Regions from separate parts of the Homo sapiens genome. Here region 2 is linked to region 1. The links are chromatin loops, found by intact Hi-C in ENCODE. Cell type or tissue: heart right ventricle. All regions are shown on one strand. Links, peaks and the distances in the headings refer to the core of each region. The heading gives the core; the rest is flanking DNA. Region 1 has its middle 17 kb from the start of LINC00572. Region 2 overlaps UBL3 (ubiquitin like 3).

The links. Hi-C counts contacts between places; a loop is a spot of excess contacts. Peaks named below come from ENCODE experiments on the same cell type or tissue, not always from the same donor. Only the 100,000 strongest peaks of a DNase experiment are listed, where the experiment ranks them.
Region 2: a loop joins it to region 1, with 10 times the contacts of the local background. A loop is called at or near these places in 4 of 110 quality-filtered maps.

Annotation. Positions count from the first base shown.
Region 1 is chr13:29,904,629-29,914,428 of GRCh38, reverse strand. No RefSeq gene overlaps it. Among named protein-coding and RNA genes, the nearest start is that of LINC00572, 17 kb to the left of the region's middle. In heart right ventricle, for the core only: no CTCF peak of the experiment used is centred there; a DNase peak (open chromatin) is centred at 5,799; H3K27me3 peaks cover 921 bases.
Region 2 is chr13:29,829,349-29,839,148 of GRCh38, reverse strand. All of the region lies in intron 1 of UBL3 (ubiquitin like 3), which reads left to right. Among named protein-coding and RNA genes, the nearest start is that of UBL3, 16 kb to the left of the region's middle. In heart right ventricle, for the core only: no CTCF peak of the experiment used is centred there; no DNase peak of the experiment used is centred there.

The DNA.
Region 1 (9,800 bases), core at 1,225-9,224:
TTAAATGGAGTCATTATATTTCACTGCAAAAATAGGATAAGTTCTTCAAAAACATGACACTTCCTCCCAAGGATCTGCAATTAGCTTTGGGTATTATTCTCCTTTATGTGTGTGTTTCTGGACATCGTGCAGGAAAAGCAGGTAGAACTTGTTCACGTAGTGGTTGGGTCTTTGTGAAATGTGACAGCCAAGTCCCTGATTATTCTCAGAAACGTCAGAATTCACTGGATGTGACTGGGCTTGACAGTTCAATGGCTAATTAACTCTAAACACTGCTTCTTGGGTTACCTCATTTGAAATTCTTGGTCACTTATTTTCTTCAGTCTTCTAAAAAATCCATTTAGCCGTTTTAAAGAAGGTAGGAATGTGGCATGCAACAGATCGGTGGTGAGGGAGTGCCTCAGCCAGAACCTTGTACCCTGTGGAGGTGCAAGTGAGGTGTAGGTAATCAGGGTTGTCCCTCTCCAAGGCCTGCTCTTGAAACGTGGAGGGAGCCTCAGCATGTGCAAGACTCCCAGAGAAAGTCACACCAGCCAATACTGAGTTCTGATTTTTCTGCTTCAGAGAAGGCTTTCTTTTCTCTTTTGCCTTGACCTTTTCCAATGAGAGAATTTTCTCAGGACTTGCCTTTTTTACCCAAAAGCCTCATTAAAAACAAATAGAAAATATGCTAAATGAAATAAGCCAGTCACAAAAGAACATAGATTGTATGATTCCATTTATATGAACTATCTGGAACAGGCAAGTTCATAGACAGCAAGTAGATTAGAGGTTACCAGGGGCTGGGCGGAGAGAGGAATGGGGAGTTATTGCTTAATGGGTACAGAGTTTCAGTGTAGGGTGATGTGAGGAAAGGGTTTTAGAAATGCATAGCGGTTGATCCGGCACTGTGGCTCACTCCTGTAATCCCAGCACTTTGGGAGGCCGAGGCAGGTGGATTATTTGAGGTCAGGAGTTCGAGATGGGTGGATCACAGGGTCAGGAGATCAAGACCATCCTGGCCATCATGGTGACAATATATCTATCTCTACTAAAAATACAAAAATTAGCTGGGTATGGTAGCACACACCTTTAATCCCAACTACTCGGGAGGCTGAGGCAAGAGAATTACTTGAAGCAGGGAGTTGGCGGTTGCAGTGAGCCAAGATTGCGCCGCTGCACTCCAGCCTGGTGACAGAGTGAGACTCCATCTCAAAAAAAAAAAAAAAAAAATGCATAGTGGTGGTGGAAGCACAACATTGTGAGTGTAATCGATGCCACTAAACTCAAAATGCTTAAATGGCATATTTCATGTTACGTATATTTTAGCCCAATTTTTTAAATGTTGAAAAGCAAAGAAAAAAGCATTGTCCTCACCCAATCACATATAGGACTGTCCATGCTCAGACTCCTGCAGATGGGCCAGATGTACCACATGAGGTGAAGCTCACAGAACACATGGGGCTTGCTGCCTGACCTCCGTACCTTTGCACCTGCTGGTGCCTCTACACGAAATGTTCTCTCTCTCCTGTCTCCCTGGCAAACTCCTGTCATCTTTAGAACCACAAGTTAATTGTTCTCCTCTCTGTAAAGTCTTCCTGATTCTCTTTCCCGTACCTTTACAGGAAGAGCTGCTTACCTCCTCCTTTGTGACTTTTTGTGCGTTATGCCATTACAGTGCTTACCAGACTCAATTGCAATTTATTTTCCTTTTATGAATATCAACTTACAATACATACAGTAAAATTCACTCCTTTTAGGGTACATTTCTGTGAGTTTTGATAAATACAGTTAGTAGTGTAATCAACACCAACAACATAGTTTCATTACTGCCCCCACCCAAAAAATCCCTTACATCTCTCTGTAGTTGATTCCTCCCCCCAGCTCCTGATCTGTTTTTGGTCTCTCTAGTTTGGCCTCTCTATATGACATTTTCAAAAATGTCATACAATTGAAATCATGCAGTATGTATTACAGTCTATTGCCACTTGTTCTTGTTTGTATAGCTGTCTCATTCTAAACTTGAGCTCCCAATATCAGACCTTGTCTTACTTATTTTTTCCCTGCACCAAGCATGGTGTGTGCTCCATGGCGGTGTTCTGTGCCTGTCAGTAAAATGATTGAATGAAAGCATGACGTTAGAACCTGTTTCTAATAAAAACAATCCCAGCACAGTGTCCTTGTCATGGGGTTCAGTGGGAGGCTCCAGGCAGGAGCAGAAGCAGCTGGTTGCAAGGCGGTCATGACCAGACGCAGCAGAGAGAAGTGAAGTCCCCCCAGCCCTTCCTTCCAGGGGAGTGACAAGGAGCTGAATGCAGGGAGGCAATTGGCAGCAGGCTGCCTGGAGCTGGAGCCCTTCTTCCTGCCAGCAATGGTCACCCATGAGGCCACCACAGCCCCACGAGGCCACACCCATCCACAGTATCACTAGACTGGGCAGTCTGGTCCTGACCCAGGACTTTCCTGTTGCAAGGCACCTCTGGGACTCCCGGTCAGCCAGCCAAGGAGCAGCCCAGAGGGATCCAAGCATGGGCAGTAACGAACCAGGATGTTGGGAGGAGCAGGTTCAGAACCTCAGAACCACCTAGCTTTTGCCTTTTCCTGAATCCTCCTCTATTCCCACCTCTCCCCACTCATTCCTACCTCCACCCTCACACTCAAAGCCACACATATCCAGAGGATCTTTTGCTTGGTCTGTACCACCCTAATTTCAAGGCAATAAGGAATGCCATGTAGCCATTTGAGTTGCTATTTTCCACTATGGTTTTCTATTTTGCCTTCATGGGGGACCCTGGGGAAACCCTCATCCCCCACATCCCCATCTTGTAGTTATGGTCTCAATAGGAACAAAAGTTCTGCATTCCTATTATTCCTCTTTCCTTCCATGCTTTGTTAAATCTTTTATTAGCCCCTCAAAGAGAGCTCCTTGAAGGCCAGTAGCACAGCCAAGTCCTGGGACCTTTGTGTGAGCACCATCTGTGATTAAAGAGAAATCATAACACAGTAAGGGCCATATGATAAACACTAAAGAAATGACTGTTAAATAAACTGACTCAATAATTCATGATCAAACAAATATGGATTATGGAAGCTGCCTTCATCTTTATTGACCCTCAGTTTGGAATGACCACTGCCTCTGGATCATATCCTGGGGCAGAGCAAGAAGAAACCATTCACTCCTTAAGGTATGAGTAACTTCAGTTCAATAATTATTAGGCAAAAGGGTAGAAACCTGTGGTTAAAATGACACGTGGAGAATATGGCATGAATGTTGACTCTATTTCTTATTATTGCAACAATTGAGAATTGTCTTCTACAATAACTTTATTACTTTGTTTTTCAGTGGAAGTGAAAATTTTTTTAAAATTCTGTTCTGGGTCAGAGGACCAAGAACATGTTCCAGGATTTTCACATTCAAAGTTGCGTTTCTTCTTAAATGTATAGCCTTTGCATCATCAACCCAACAGATGTGTCTTGACTGTCTCTTTTAACTCCGAATGCTGTTTAGGATACAGAAAAAAAAGGAAGAGAATTGCCTGAAAAGTCCTGCAGGTGTTCAAGTCCTGCTGTTCAGAGAAACCCTGCTCATATATGCACCTTGGTGGCCGATGGAATCTCCTCTTCAGATGACAAATCGCTAATTCGGGTCCCAGCCTTAGAACTGCACTGCTTATAGGTGCATTTTATAGCAATGCATTGTGTATACTCATTAGATTGAATTTACCGATTTCACAAGCATGTGCTGGGGAACCAGGGACATAAATGCACAGTGACAATATCTAAGGTTCCATAGAGGGAGAAATGCACCTACAACAGTAACTTGAAGTGAAGGAACCAAGTGGAAGCTGCCATTAGAGGCTCCCAGACAAAGAGCCAGGGCTCGACTGCCTCTTCAGAGGCCTGGGATCATCACACCAATCAGCAGGCACTCTGGGGTGTGATACAGCTTGCTGCAAAGGATCCTCTAGGCTAACCGTGACTCATTGGCCTTAGGCTCCCACTGCCTGTTCCCATGAGGTTGGAGAAAGAACATGGGCTTTGAGCAAACAGAGCTGGAATCCTGGTTCTGTTCTGGACTGGTGTGAGATTTCCAACATTTCCAACTTGACCTCTCTCAGCTTTTGCTTGTCTGGAATATGGTGCTAATGCCCCCTGCCCCCTAGGATGGCAGGAAGTATTCCATTAGATATTGTACAGAAAGATCTCACAAAGCATATAGGAGGTGTAATGCCTTTCCCTCCCCCTGCCTACCTCCAAAGAATGAGAGGCCCTGCCAAAGCACACCCACAGGGCAACACAGTACATCACTGCCAGGCAGCAGAGCAAGCACATCTTAATAGGGCCAGACCTGGGAAGGTCTGGAGTGTGGAACACTGCGAGGGTTTTTGCTGCAGGTTGGAGATAACCAGTGGGTGGCCCCAGGGTGATGGTTGTACTTATGGGGCTCACTAGGACAGAGGACAGAGGTAAAAAGTGGAGGGAGGAAATCAAAATAAACCTGGTCTCACATCACACTGGACCTACAGCTAGTCCTACACACACAGTCTAACATTTGCTCCTGATGCTAGAGCCCAGGCGATGCCCTTGTTTATAACACAGAGCTCTTGTCTGCCCCCTCCTTAGTCCTGCACCAGCCAGACACAGGGCTTTGACTTCTCCCCTTGCTCGTCTTTTAGATCATTAGCCCTGAAATGCTCCTGGCTGGTTGTCCCAGGGGTTCACCGAGAGCAAATTTGTGGCAGGCAGAAAGAAGGGACTGGAACAACACATGAATGGCAGTCTGTCGAGATGGTCATTCATCAGGTCTCGGAATCGAATCTGAAAAACCATCTGCCTTTGTCTTCCATGAGGATTCTGCATTGGAGAGGGGAATGGCCCTCCTCGGTGCCTCCTCCACGGTGGCTGAGAGAAGCCAGCCATCTGGTGACATGGTGGGAGGCAGTGGGGGAAGGGGGGTCTACTCGGACACCTAGGCGAGGGGATGGCTTTGTGTTCATAATCACTACAGCCCCACTCTGCTCATGGGGCCTCATTTCTCAATGCTAGGCCAAGCAAACATTCTCACTGTGCTCTTGCTCATTCTTTGCTTTGTGCTTTTGGCTGCTTAACTTTTGAATGCCAGGCCAAACTTTTAAATGCATGTATATTTCTGGCAACACTCCATGGGAGCATTTATTGCACTGAATGCAAAATAGGAGACTCTACTTCGTGCTGGGACTCAGAAAACCCCCAAGGAAGGAGGCGACACTATCATCTCAATCAAGGACCCCTGGAAGGCATGATGTCACTTCGACTTATCCCAAACTCAAGATTTAATCATGATAAGCCAAATAAATATGATTGATAGTCTCTCTATGTAATTCAATCACAAAATCAAGGACCCCTGGAAGGCATGATGTCACTTCGACTTATCCCAAACTCAAGATTTAATCATGATAAGCCAAATAAATATGATTGATAGTCTCTCTATGTAATTCAATCACACATGTCCCAGTAGCAGGGAAGCATTTGGACCACGTTGCCAGTTTTTTCTTATTTAACCATCCTGATGGCTCAGGGGTAGTACCAATAAGATATTAGTTTCCCTGGAGAAATTTTCTTCTAATCATGCATATTGAGCTTGAAGCCTTTAGGCACAGGCAGATTCTGATAATTTATTTTTTTCACCTGAAGCTATTTTTTGTTTTTGTTTTACTCACAGGTTCGTAGTGTTTATTACATTCGCTAGAGAAAATTCTCTCCACTTTCCACACTTCATGTCCTCAGTCATTTTGGCATAAGACAGGATGTGGCTTTCCAGCTGCCTCCAGCCACGCCTTTGGAAGTGAGAGATGGCAGCTCCCAGCCTCCCCGTGCCTGCAGTCCAGATGTGAGAGCGTGAGAAGCTGTCTTCCTGAGCTAGAATGAAATTTGGGTGATTCAGTCTCATTTAGCATTGCCTACAGAAAGGTTTTTCTTTTCAGGGGCATTTTTAAAAGATAGGAACTATTATTCTCCAGGTAAATCGCAGTCAGGAGCTAATTTCATAACATCTACCATCATTGACCATTTTTGGCTTGGGTTAAAAAAAGAAGTAAATTAAATTAAATAAACATCCACCATCATCTCCAAGGCCTACTTATGTTAGAGAACGTGTAGCTAGTTAGAGAGACAAGAGTCAGATGGAGAGCGTCTTCATTCCACACATCGAGAGTAAATCAGTGAAGTGCCTCTGAAATATTCAAAAAAAGTAAGAAATCTGGATATAAAAGTAGACTAGGTCAACATGAGCCTCCAGGGTCCTGTAGCTATTGGGCTAGCACAGAGCCTAGGATTAATGTGAATCTATCTCACTTGGACTGCCATGGGAATTTTCCTGCGTATTTGTCACACAATTTGATTCGGGTTGTCCCACTGCCCGAGGAAGCTGGGCTGCGTGTGAGATTTGTTTGGAAGCAGTAACGAATCCAATTGGAGATGAAGGTCTAGGTTTGAGGAGCAAGCACTTCTAGCCACAAAAAATATCCAAATAAGGATGGAGGGGCGAGAACAGTCAAATGTAGCTTACTCATGGTTTTCAATAGGTATGCTTTCAGTTTTCTTCTTCATCATCAAGGTGCTAGCAGTATTGCATCAGCATCCATATAAAGAAAGGGAGATGCAACAGGGAGCCGCAGGGAAAGCTCTGACTGAGGAGTTGGGAGTGTGAGGGATCTGCTATCCTGAGCTGGGCGGCCACAGAGAAGTCTTGGACGCCTCTGGCTGCACTGCAAAAGTCTGTTGGTTTATGTTTCTAAGTGATCATCATGTCTTTAGAAATTAGCTATGCAGATGAGCTCTCTCCAGATGTTTGTTGGAAGATTTTAGTAAGTACAGATGCTCCTTGACTTACAATGGGGTCACATCCTAATAAACCCATCATAAATTGAAAATATTATAAGTCGAAAATTCATTTAATATACCTAACCTACCAAACATCACAGCTGAACATAGCCTTCCTTAAACGTGCTCAGAACACTTGCATTAGCCTACAATTGGGCAAAATTATCTAACACAAATCCTGTTTTATAATAAAGTGTTAGATCTCTCATATAATCTATTGAATACTGTACTAAAAGTGAAAAACAATGGTTGTATGGGTACTAGAAATACAGTTTCCACTGAATGCATGTCACTTTCACTTCATCATAAACTTGAAAAATCATTCATCAAGGAATGTCTGTAGTTGTTTTGGGTTGAATTGTGTCCCCCAGAAAGATACGTTCATGTATCTTTCTAACCCTGTAAATGTGACCTTATGTTGAAACAGAATCTGTGCAGATGTCATCAAGTTAAGATGAGGTTATACTGGATTAGTGTGGACTCTAATCCAGTGACTGGTGTCCTTATAAAGAGGGGAGTTTGGACACAGACGTAGAAAGAATGCTATGTGACAAGGGAGGTAGAGAAGGTAGGGACTGGAGTTGTGTGCCTACAAGCCAAGGAACACCAAGGATTGCCAGGCAAATACCAGAATCTAAGAGAGAGACTTGGAATGGACTCTCCCTCAACCCCCAGAAAGAACCAACCCTGCCATCCTGTTGAAGGGAACACTACGGTCCCAGAAGTGACCACACCTTGATCCTGAACTTCTGGCCTCCAGAACTGTAAAAGAATAAATTTCTGTTGTTTTAAGCCACCCAGTTTGTGGTACATTGTCATGACAGCCCTAGGAATCTAACACAGCAGTCGTCTCACACACAGGCCAATATAACTAGTTTAGAACAAGATTCATTACATCTGTTAGATGTCAAGGGAATATTTTTTGGTCTCGATGATGGCAAATGTATTTTGATAATACTACTGACCTTGCAATTTTTACTGGGAGTTTTTGGAATGTATATTCATTTCGTGCTCCTAAAAAGATTAAGCATGCATGAGTGCATGGACACATCTATCAATCCACTACGTGGCATTTCATTAAAAAAATAAATAAATAAAATCAGGCTGGGCATGGTGGTTCACACCTGTAACCCCAGCACTATGGGAGGCTGAGGCGGGTGGATCACCTGAGGTCAGGAGTTCGAGACCAGCCTGACCAACATGGTGAAATCCCATTTCTACTTAAAATACAAAAATTAGCCAGGTGTGGTGGTGGGCACCTGTAATCTTAGCTACTCGGGAGGCTGAGGCAGGAGAATTGCTTGGACCCAGGCGGTGGAGGTTGCAGTGAGCTAAGATTGTGCCATTGCACTCCAGCCTGGGCAACAAGAGTGAAATTCCGTCTCAAAAAAAAAAAAAAAAAAAAAAAAAAGAAATCCTGTTTTTTAGTATCAGGAAATGAATTAAATACTTCATCTATTTTCTACAAAAAGGTGACCTATGTTTACATTTTCAACCTCATATTTAACAGTGATTGTGCAATGTTATTGCATTCTCTCGTTAGCCACTCCCAGGCAGTGGAAATGTTGGCTTGCCAGCTCTCAGTGGAGAAGTAAATTGCCCTCTGACAGTGCTGGTGAGGCGCCACTCTATTTAAAGGCAATTTGAGGAAGAGTGATCATCTCCTGTGTGGGGAAGGCCAAGTTAAGACTTCTGTTCAGATCCACTGGAATTTACATAGCTACACCAACTAGAGGACACTTCCACCTTGGTTCATGCTACACAAAAAGAAGCAGACCCCTGACAACTATTTGGTGATTGGCATAAATGAAGACTCACTGAACTTGAATGTGGGCCTCAAAACTGATTTTTATTTTGACTTAATTATCTGGCTTAAGACTTTTCTTTTTTACTGATTGGCCTGATTTTCACAGTCATGTTGTCATTTTTCTTATCAGCTCACTGAAACAGCCTCGGAGTCATGTACAATTCAATGTACATGTACACAGTTCAATGCTGCCCTTCAAAACTTTCTGTCCTACCATCATTTCTTTTTTGTTTTTGTTTTCCAGAATACAACTCATTCAAGTAAGAAGAACTGAAGGGAGCTTTTAAAAAATGATTCTGAAAGAGTTTATATGATCACTGGGAAATATATATACTATTTCTTTAAATAAATAATATTTAAAAAAATAAAGTGGAATATGAAAATCAGCCTGTGATTTTTAAGTAATCATGTTTTTAAAAAGCAGCTTTTTTAAATGGGACATTTTCAAATCTAATTTATAAAATTATTGTTTGAATTAGAAAAAGAGAATTTCTGGCACCTCTGCAGTTGAGAACTTTATGTGCCCTGCAATTAACAAGAGAGACTAAACTACACATTGCTGGTTGGTTAACTGGGTAAAATAAGATAGTCTTTAAACTGGAAAACAATTTTCCATCCTTTTCTGTAGAAAGTGTGCTTTTCAGAAGATATATATGTATATATTCATCACATGTATATTACAGACAAATAATCCTAAGTGTAGAATCTTAACTGAAAATATATGAATTATCAGCCAGGGGCGGTGGCTCACACCTGTAATCCCATCACTTTGGGAGACTGAGGCAGGCAGATCATGAGGTCAAGAGATCAAGACCATCCTGACCAACATGGTGAAACCCCGTCTCTACTAAAAGTAGAAAAAGTTAGCCGGGCGTGGTGGCACGCACCTGTAGTCCCAGCTACTTGGGAGGCTGAAGCAGGAGAATCACTTGAACCCTGGAGGCAGAGGTTGCAGTGAGCCAAGATCGCACCACTGCACTCCAGCCTGGCTACAGAGTAAGACTGTCTCAAAAAAAAAAAAAAAAAAAAAAAAATATATATATATATATATATATATATATATATATGAACTGTCGATATCCACAGGGTTATATCTAAGATGGTAGGATTATAAATGGTTTCTCCCTTTTTTTCTACTCTTCTGTATTTTCTA
Region 2 (9,800 bases), core at 1,095-9,094, 75 kb after region 1:
TTGTCTTTTTTAAATCACTCAATTGAGAAACTTGTGTTAACATTGCCAAATATGTGAGGATTTGTCTGTATGTTTTTAGTTCTCTCAAATTGTGCCTCATATTTGGAGGCTAAGTTATTAGCTACAAATAAATTTATGATTGTTCTGTCTTCCTGTCTAGTAACATTTTTTGCTTTAAAGTTTTTTTCCAGAGGGGATGTTAATATAGCATTCTTTTTTTTTCTATCCATTTCCTTTAAATCTCTCTTCGTCCTTATACGTAAGATGAATCTCTTTAAGCATCATATAGTTGGGTTTTTGCTTTTTTACTAAGTTTGATAATCTCTGGTTTACCTTTAATGTAATTACTGTACCACATTATTTGGGTTTGAATTTACAGTTTTGCAATTTGTATTTTACTTCCATCATTAAGTCCTTTATAACTTTCCCTTCCATTTTGTTTTCTTTTGGATTAATCAAACAGTTTCCCATATACCTTTCTCTCAGCTTCTCTGTTATAAATTCTTTTACTATCTTTACTGGTTAGCATAGAGATTACAATGTTCATCTTTAACTTTTTTGTCTGTCATAAATTTTTGCCTTTGCCACTTCAGGGTAATGGAATGGCCTTTTAATTTAATTCCATTTACCCCTCTTCCAGTCTTTGCTTTGTTTTCAACCCCAAAGATGTCATTATTATTATTGTTAAAGTAATTATAACAGTGGTAATAAGAGTAATGTTGTTGTTAAAATAATCATTGCTCATTTCACTTTGTCCTCAAATTTACCTTTCTGGAGGTCTTCATTTCTTTCTTTTTGATTGTATGTGCATCTGGGTAATTATCGTTTTATCCAAGGAACTTTTAGTGCAGGTCTTCTGGTAATGAATTCCCTGTTTTGGTTTGCCTGAAAATGTGTTCATTTTACCTTCACTTTTAAAGGGTCCCTACTTTATGCACCTTCAAGATGTTATTTTATCATCACCTGGCTGCCACTGTTTATGTTAACTCAGGCTTTTGATTTTATTGTTACTCCTTTGAAGTTAATGTGTTTTCCTTTGGCTGTTTTAAAGATTATATCTTGTCTTTGGTTTTCACCAATTTTACTATTGATGTGCTCTTGTGTAGCTTTTTTTTTTGTAATCTACATAAAGCTTGTAGAGTATCTTGAGGTCCTGAGTCAATCTTTGGCTTACTATCTTTTGTCATTTGGGAATTAGCTAAAATTATTATTATTATTATTATTATTATTATTGAGACAGAGTCTTGCTGGTGTGCAGTGGTGCAATTTCAGTTCCCTGCAACCTCCGCCTCCTGGGTTCAAGTGATTCTAGTGCCTCAGCCTCCCTAGTAGCTGGGATTACAGGCGCATATCACCACGCCCGGCTAATTTTTGTATTTTTCATAGAGACGTGGTTTTGCCGTATTGGCCAGGCTGTTCTCAAACTCCTGGCCTCAAGTGATCCGCCTGCCTCAGCCTCCCAAAATGTTGGGATTACAAGCATGATTACAAAGTGTTGGGATTACAGGCATGATTACAGGCATGATTACAAAGTGTTGGGATTATAGGCACCTGGCCCGGGAATTAGCTAATATTCTTTAAGTATTATTTCTATTCAATTGTCTTCTTTCCTTATGGGACTACAATTACGTGTATGTTAGGTCATGTCACTGTTTCCATTCTTTTTTCCCCTTCTCGTAAGCCTAGAGATTTTCTAGCAACCTATCTTCATGTTCACTTGTATTTTCACTGTCCAGTATCCAGTTATTTCTAATTATTGAGTTTTTAATTTTAGTTTTTGTATTTTTTATCCTAAAATTTACATAGATTCAAATTCTTATGTTTTCATCTGTTTTCTTGAGTATATTAACTACTGTTGCAAAATTCCTGTCTGATGACCGTCATACCTAGATTGTCTGTGAGCCTGTTTCTGTTGTTTTGTTTTTGATTATTTGATCCTTTTTCCTTGGGTGCCTGGCAATGTTTTATTAACATTGTGATGAAAAATTATAGAGAATCTGAATTATGGTTATGTTTCTCCGTATAGGATTTAATATCCTCTGGTGAGTAGTTAGAAAAACATTGATTACTTTGATTCGTAAGTGACTGATAAGACATGAGCCTGAATTCAGGGCAGTCAGGAAATTCTGATAGCCTCACTATTGGTGGACTACTGGTGTATAGCCCTTAGCTAAGGTCTCAGTTGAAAGTTTGCCATGTTTACCAAGATACCTCTTCCTTGGCAAGTCCTGAATTTCAGGTATCATGAGGCTGATGAAAGCTATTTTTAAAACCTCTTTTCAACATCTTTTTGTTGGGATTTTCTGAATTTCAGTCCATGCTGTTTACAATTCAGCACATTCCTGGAGAGGAAAAGTTGAACAGAATATTGGGCCCCTTTCTTTGAGGTTCCTTTTTATTTTCCTGAGATCCTCAATTCCTGGCCCTTTGGTGGTACAACATCCACTTTTTGTGTCTTCCCAGCCCAGTGAGATTCATACAAGTTCTGGGATGCTGCTTTCTGCTTGGCCTTTTGCTCTGTACTGGTAATTGGCAAATACCTCAAGGGGGAATTGAAGGGAGATCTTCAAAGTGTTTCCCTTCTCTAAGGGATCTTGGCTCCTCAAGTCCTGACCCTTGGTTGTTCTCCGGAAACCTTCAAATAGCTGGGGATTTAGGGGCATTTTATATCACTTTTATAGTTGTTTTCCATGGGAAATTTGGTCTGATATTGCTGTTCTCTCATAGGTAGCCTAATTGCCTTTTCTTTTCGTACCCTGGTTTTATTTTATTTATTTATTTATTTATTTGTTTATTTATTTATTTTTGCTGTTTTGTGCTGTAGAATTGGCAGTCCTCTCTCTCTTTTATCCTTCTAGTTGCTAAGAACTGCTAAAACTAATTACTATGTTACTTACCATGGCACCATCAGCCAAGCAGTTGCTTAAGTCAGACGTCTCTTGGAGCCATCCTTGATTCCTCTCTTTTCCTCATTCTTTATATTCAGTCACTTTCAAAGTATATCTAGAATCCATCTACTTCTCTTCATCATGCTACCAACCTAGTTCAAGTACCCTCTCTCTCCTGGACTATTGTATTAATCTTGGAACTAATCCTTCTACTTTGATTCACATTCCCTGTAGTACCTTTTCCAAAAATACCTTGAGTGTTTTCCATTGAAGAATAAATTTCCATAGAATAAAATTACAAATCCTTTCCTTGGGCCTTCAGGGTCCTGCATGATCTAGCTCCTGTCTAACATGACTATGTCATCTCATTTGATTTGCTATGCTTTAATTGTATTGGCTCCCTTTCAGTTCCTCAAACATGCTACAAGCCCTATCCCACAGCAAGGCTGAGTCTTTGCCTTGGATATTCATCAATATACTTTTTTTTTTTTTTTTTTTTTTTTTTTTGAGACAGCGTCTAGCTCTGTTGCCAGGCTGGAGTGCAGTGGCGCGATCTCAACTCACTGCAACCTCCGCCTCCCAGGTTCGAGTGATTCTCCTGCCTCAGCCTCCCGAGTAGATGGGACTACAGGCACGCACCACCGCACCCAGCTAATTATTGTGTTTTTAGTAGAGATGGGGATTCACCATGTTGGCCAGGATGGTCTTGATTTCTTGACCTCATGATCCAGCTGCCTGGGCCTCCCAAAGTGGGAGCCACCCACTGGGAGTTACTAGGATTACAGGCGTGAGCCACTGCACCTGGCCTGGATATTTATCAGCATACTTCTATACCCTCTCTGCATCACAGAGTCTTTGCTTAGGATGCTCATCAGTATACTTCTATACCCTCTCTGCATCTGCATGGGTAGTTTTTCTTTCTTCAGAGAAGCTTTTCCTGACATCTAAAGTTGAGAGCCTTTACTCCCTTGGTTTCTGTTGCAAGACCATATTGATTTCTTCTGGAGCATGTATCACACTTTGTAATTCAGTTATTTGTCCTCCCCAGTAGGCCATAGATTCCAGGAGGGTGGAGATATATATATATATATATATATATATATATATATATATATATATATATATATATATATATTTATATATATATATATATTTATATATATATATATATTTATATTTATATATTTTATTTGCTGCCATGACCAGTACTTAGTATAGTGCCTTTTGTATAGTAGATTTTTCATAAATGTTTGTGGATTAAAGGAGTAAGATGATCGCTTACAGACACTGTGCCAAGCTTATTACTTGAAACAAATTTAATCCATCGGAAAACTCTCAAAACAATCCTGTCAGGTAGGTAGGTGCTACTATTAACTTCATTTCATTGATAGAGAAAGTGAAGCTTAGTAATGTTTGATTATTTTCCTGAAGCCAGCTAGCTAAGTAGCCTTTTTTGTGTTCTTGGAGTTTTTACTTTTCTAACTTTTTGACCATTCTTCACTTTGTCATATCCTCTTTACTATATTTTAAAGCCAGTGGTTACAGTTATACTAATACTCTGATATTTCAACCTCAGCTTCTTGCCTTTGCTTAACATTTAATTTTTAACATTTTAAATTAGCATGTAATTTAATAATTTAAATGTGAATTTTAACATTTTTTTATCATTAAGCCAAAATGTCAGAAAATAAATTTGAAATTTGAATGGAAGTTTTGAGAAAGCATTAACTGAAGTTTGGTGTCTTTAATAGGACTTAAGTACTTTAAGTGGTGGATTTGCTATGTGGCTATCAATTATTGTGAGTGATTTTTCCAGCTATAAAATCTTTCTCATTATTTTGTGACTGTAAAGAGAAAGACTGTATTATAATTATATATATTTGAATATATTATGTCATATATGAAGAAAACATTTTTGAGCCTTTTATATTTAAAGAACTATTTAGTTATCCATATTTTTTCATTTGAGCATCCAAAAAGATCAACAGATTTTTCATGTTAGGTATCATTTTTATGATTACATACTAGTCTACATGTATTCATTCTGTTCTTCTTACTCCTTTTTTTTTTTTTTTCTTGAGACAGAGTCTTGCTCTGTCACCCAGGCTGGAGTGCACTGTGGCGCGATCTCAGCTCACTGGAAGCTCCTGGGTTCAAGTGATTCTCCTGCCTCAGCCTCCTGAGTAGCTGGGATTACAGGCACGCGCCACCTGTGCCTGGCTAATTTTTGTAGTCTTAGTACAGACGGGGTTTCACCATGTTGGCCAGGCTGGTCTCGAACTCTTGACCTCGTGATCTGCCCGCTGCGGCCTCCCAAAGTGCTGAGATTACAGGCGTGAGCCACTGCGTTATTTATTCAGACAGTCAATAAGTACTTGTTGAGTACCTCCTATGTGTCAGATGCTTTTTTAGGTGCTGGTGTATAGTGGTGAATGAAGCAAACAAATCCTTCTCCTAATAGAGTTTACATTTAAATAGTAAAGATACAGACATTGAACAAAATAAGTGAAATATATTGTATATTAGATGGTGGTAAGTATTACAGAGAAAAATAAAGCAGTAAAGGGGGTTGGGAGTGCTGAGTATGTCTGTGTTCAGTTTTAAATAGTGGGATCAGGGAAGGGCTCACAGAGATGTTGACATTTATGCAGGAGTCTAAAGGAGGTGGGGAGCAAGCCATGCAGCTATCTTAGGGAATTATATTGTAGGCAGAGGGAATATTGCCTCATTGGAGTCTTTGTTCTTTTTAAATCTCACAGTGTGTCTTCTGCCATGTTCTCAAATTTTTATGTTTCTTGTGGTATTTGTTTTCTGTCCTGTGTGATCTAAGTGGTCTCATTATTTTCCTCACTAATTTGGGCAGCAAACATTTTTGGGTGCCAGTGTCCTAGATAGATCCCATCAATAAAGCCAATCATTTTTCTCTAATATGTTTCAAATCAATTTCCTCTTTTATCTCCACTACTTTTTAACCCGATCTCCATCCAGACGTCTTTTTATTTTAGTCATCCACTGCGGTCCGCCTTCCACCGTTTTCCCAGATTTGTCTATGGAAAATACAGATCTCAGTGTCTGACTGTACTACCTACTAATGGCTGGCTATCACTCACATGCTAATCCAGGCCAACCTTCTTACCATGACAGCATTAATGCTCTTGTCTTGGCAGTTGGGCCGCATTCCAGCCTCATCTCCTGTTGGCCCCTTGTATGTACCCTGTGTTTGAGTTGTAATGAACCCCTGCTTGTCCATAATCTTTCTTTTAACTCCTGTGCTTCTCTCTCATCCTTTGCAGAGCCTTCACTTTCTGCTTAAAGTGGACCTTGACTTCTCTTTATCTTGCTCCATTTGCACCTGAAACTTGTCCTCAACTGCAGTGCTAATTCCTTGGTAATGTTTTATAACTTTGTCAGGCAGCTAGACACTGTAAGTATAGAACATGCTGGGAAATCCAAATTAAAAATGACAGTTGGCACAAAGCTGACTTCTGGGAGGGACCAAGGAAAAGTAGCCAGAGTGGCAGGATAGCTGCTTCCATCACGGATTGCCAGCAATGTAAAGCGTAGACTCCAGAGGAACAGTGCTAACTTAAATTAACTATGCAGGCATCAGTACTTCTGGTTCTGATGGCCCGGGGATTTCTAAGTAGTAGTGAGTCTCAGCATTATTTGTTATACAGTCTACTGCTAGATGAACAAGGCTAAGTCTACAGAGAAGGTAAATTATAGAAATTAGGCCCCGTCTCTACTAAAAATACAAAAAATTAGCCGGGCGCGGTGGTGGGGTCCTGTAGTCCCAGCTACTCGGGAGGCTGACGCAGGAGAATGGCGTGAACCCGGGAGGCGGAGCTTGCAGTGAGCCGAGATAGCGCCACTGCAGTCTGGCCTGGGCGAAAGAGCGAGACTCCGTCTTAAAAAAAAAAAAAAAAAGAAATTAGGTAAAAGGATTGGAATCTTAGCTAATTGGTCTGAAATTCAGAGCTAGGCCACAGAATTAGTTGCTCTTTCATAAATTTCATTACCTGTACTCTAGCAATTGTAAGTGTTTTTATGTGTTTCTCCCACTAAACAGACTATGTACTTACTCTGAGGGCAGAGAGGCCTCATCTTTCTAAACTGCTGTGTCTAGCACAGTGCCTACTAAATAAGGAAAACTCAATGAATGTTGAATTAGCACTGCAGGTGTCTGATAGAACTTAGCACAATCATGGAAATGTTCTTTATTGTGTCGTCTAGTAAGGTAGCCACGTGCTGGGCTACTTGTGTCTATTGGGCACTTTCTTCATGGCTAGTGTTTGAGGAAGCGAATTTTTACTTATGTTTAATTTTAATGAAAATATCTATGTGTATCTAGTGGCTACTATTATTGGACAGTGCACTTGTATGGTTTATATAATACTTTCAGTGGACTAAAAAGATCTTTGACTTTTTTTGTTTTTTTGTTTGTTTGTTTTTGACTTGTATTCCAAGTGGTCCCAGACTGCTAAGCTTTTTGTTTTACTTTTTGTGATTTTTTAGTTTTTTTCTTCTCTTAATGTCAGCGTTCTTTTTTTTTCTATCATTAAGTAAGCTGTCATCAGCCTTTCTTTTAACTTTTCTGATTTTAGTCAACTATCATATAGAAAGACATATAATCAAGCTTGTAGAATTATCTTTTTTTTTTTTTTTTTCTTTTGAGACGGAGTTTTGCTCTTGTTGCCCAGGCTGGAGTACAATGACGCGATCTTGGCTCACCGCAACCTCCGTCTCCCTGGTTCAAGCGATTCTCCTGCCTCAGCCTCCCGAATAGCTGGGATTACAGGCATGCACTACCACCCCGGCTAATTTTGTATTTTTAGTAGAGACGGGTTTTCTCCATGTTGGTCAGGCTGGTCTTGAACTCCTGACCTCAGGTGATCCACCCACCTCGGCCTCCCAAAGTGCTGGGATTACAGGCGTGAGCCACCGCGCCCAGCAAGAATTATCTTTTTTAAAAGAGCAAGTAGTATAGGAATCTGTGAGTCATTTTACCTCTCCTTAACTTCTGTAAGAGTGTGAAATTACTCATCAGGAAAGAAGAGAAGTCTAAAAAGTATAAATTTTTGTGAGCATTCAGTTGAAAAAATATCAATATGAGATTAGATGAGTCACCAAGGGAGGGAGGGAGGATACCCTGAAGGCACAACCCCTCTATTTGGGAAAAAGGGAATTATGAACGTGAGAAAAGGAACAGAGTTATAGGAAAAAAGAAAAAAAAAATGCTGGATTGTCATTTAAGGCATATAGGGAGAAACTCAAGGAGGCAGATTTGTCAACAACAGCAGATACAGCAAGGAGGTGAGGAATATTGTATAATTTGGTGAAAGCTATATGGGTCTCAATATATTATCAAGTATTTCAATGTGGTCAAGAGTGTTTTTAATATAATTCTTGTAGTTTTCTTCCATACTGATATGCTAGGCATAGAAGGATTCAGTATGTGCATTTTTTTGAAAGTCATTTTTTCCATTCTTGTGCCTGTATCTATATTTTCCAAACACTTTCTAATTGTCAAAATACCTTTGCTTTGCTACTGCATATAATCAGGACAGGCATTAATAGTACTTGCTTTTTGCTCTGAAATTATTCCTTTTTAATCTTACAAAGGTGAATATTTCTATTACAGAATAGTAGGGCTGTTGGTTCAGTAGCAGTCATCTAGTTCATGCTTTGATGCAGAGATTGCGAAGAGATGTTGTTTCTTGTTAAATTCTTTGTACCCAGAGAAGGAGTTTTACTAAAAAATTGGGAAATTAGATTCCCAGCTGTCATAGGAGGGAAGCAAATGGCTTTTTCATTCCCCAAAGTACTGTCTACCTTACTCCTTTGGGACTTCGAACAGGCAGCCAAGAAAAATCAAAAGCTGGGAAAACTTTTTCCCTAAATACCTTTATTCTGGGTTCATTGATAAGTTGTATGTACTGCAGATTGCAGATGTAAGCCTGTTATTATATTTTTGCTTTTCAAATTATGGCAACACATGAGTCATTTCTGGAAGAAATGCTTACATATCTCATTTCTCAATTAGAACCACTAGATGGACAGCTGAAGTCTCCCTTGAGTAGTTCAAGTGGCTATCCCAGGATGGACAAAAGGGATAGCAGTCTACTCTGAAACTGTAAAACCCTTTTTTTGTTCCCCAGGTGACTTGAATAACTTATATAACTTATAATTACCTGAGAAGCACACCAAAAATAATCACAAGTGCAAAAGGGAGGTTTTCCAGAATAGGCACATCAGATTATTACAAAGAAAAGAGCAATGGTATATCCACTTTCGCTCTGTTTGAAAACATAGTATATGTGTGGTCACATATTAGATGATTAATTTAAGCTAGAAGAGTAACTTTCCCAAATTGACCATTCTTAACATTTTAAGAAAATAATTTAATTAAAAATAATATGAGTAGGGGGTGGTTCCAAGATGGCCGAATAGGAACAGCACCAGTCTACAGCTCCCAGCCTGAGCGACGCAGAAGATGGGTGATTTCTGCATTTCCAACTGAGGTACTGGGTTCATCTCACTGGGGCTTGTCATATAGTGGGTGCAGGACAATGGGTGCAGCCCACCGAGCGTGAGCCGAAGCAGGGCGAGGCATCACCTCACCCGGGAAGTGCAAGGGGTCAAGGAATTCCCTTTCCTAGCCAAGGGAAGCTGTGACAGATGGCACCTGGGAAATTGGGTCACTCCCACCCTAATACTGTGTTTTTCCAACGGTCTTAGCAAACGGAACACCAGAAGATTATATCCCGCGCCTGGCTTGGAGGGTCCCACGCCCACGGAGCCTTGCTCATTGCTAGCACAGCAGTCTGAGATTGAACTGCAAGGCAGCAGCGAGGCTGGGGGAGGGGCGCCCGCCATTGCTGAGGCTTGAGTAGGTAAACAAAGCGGCCTAGA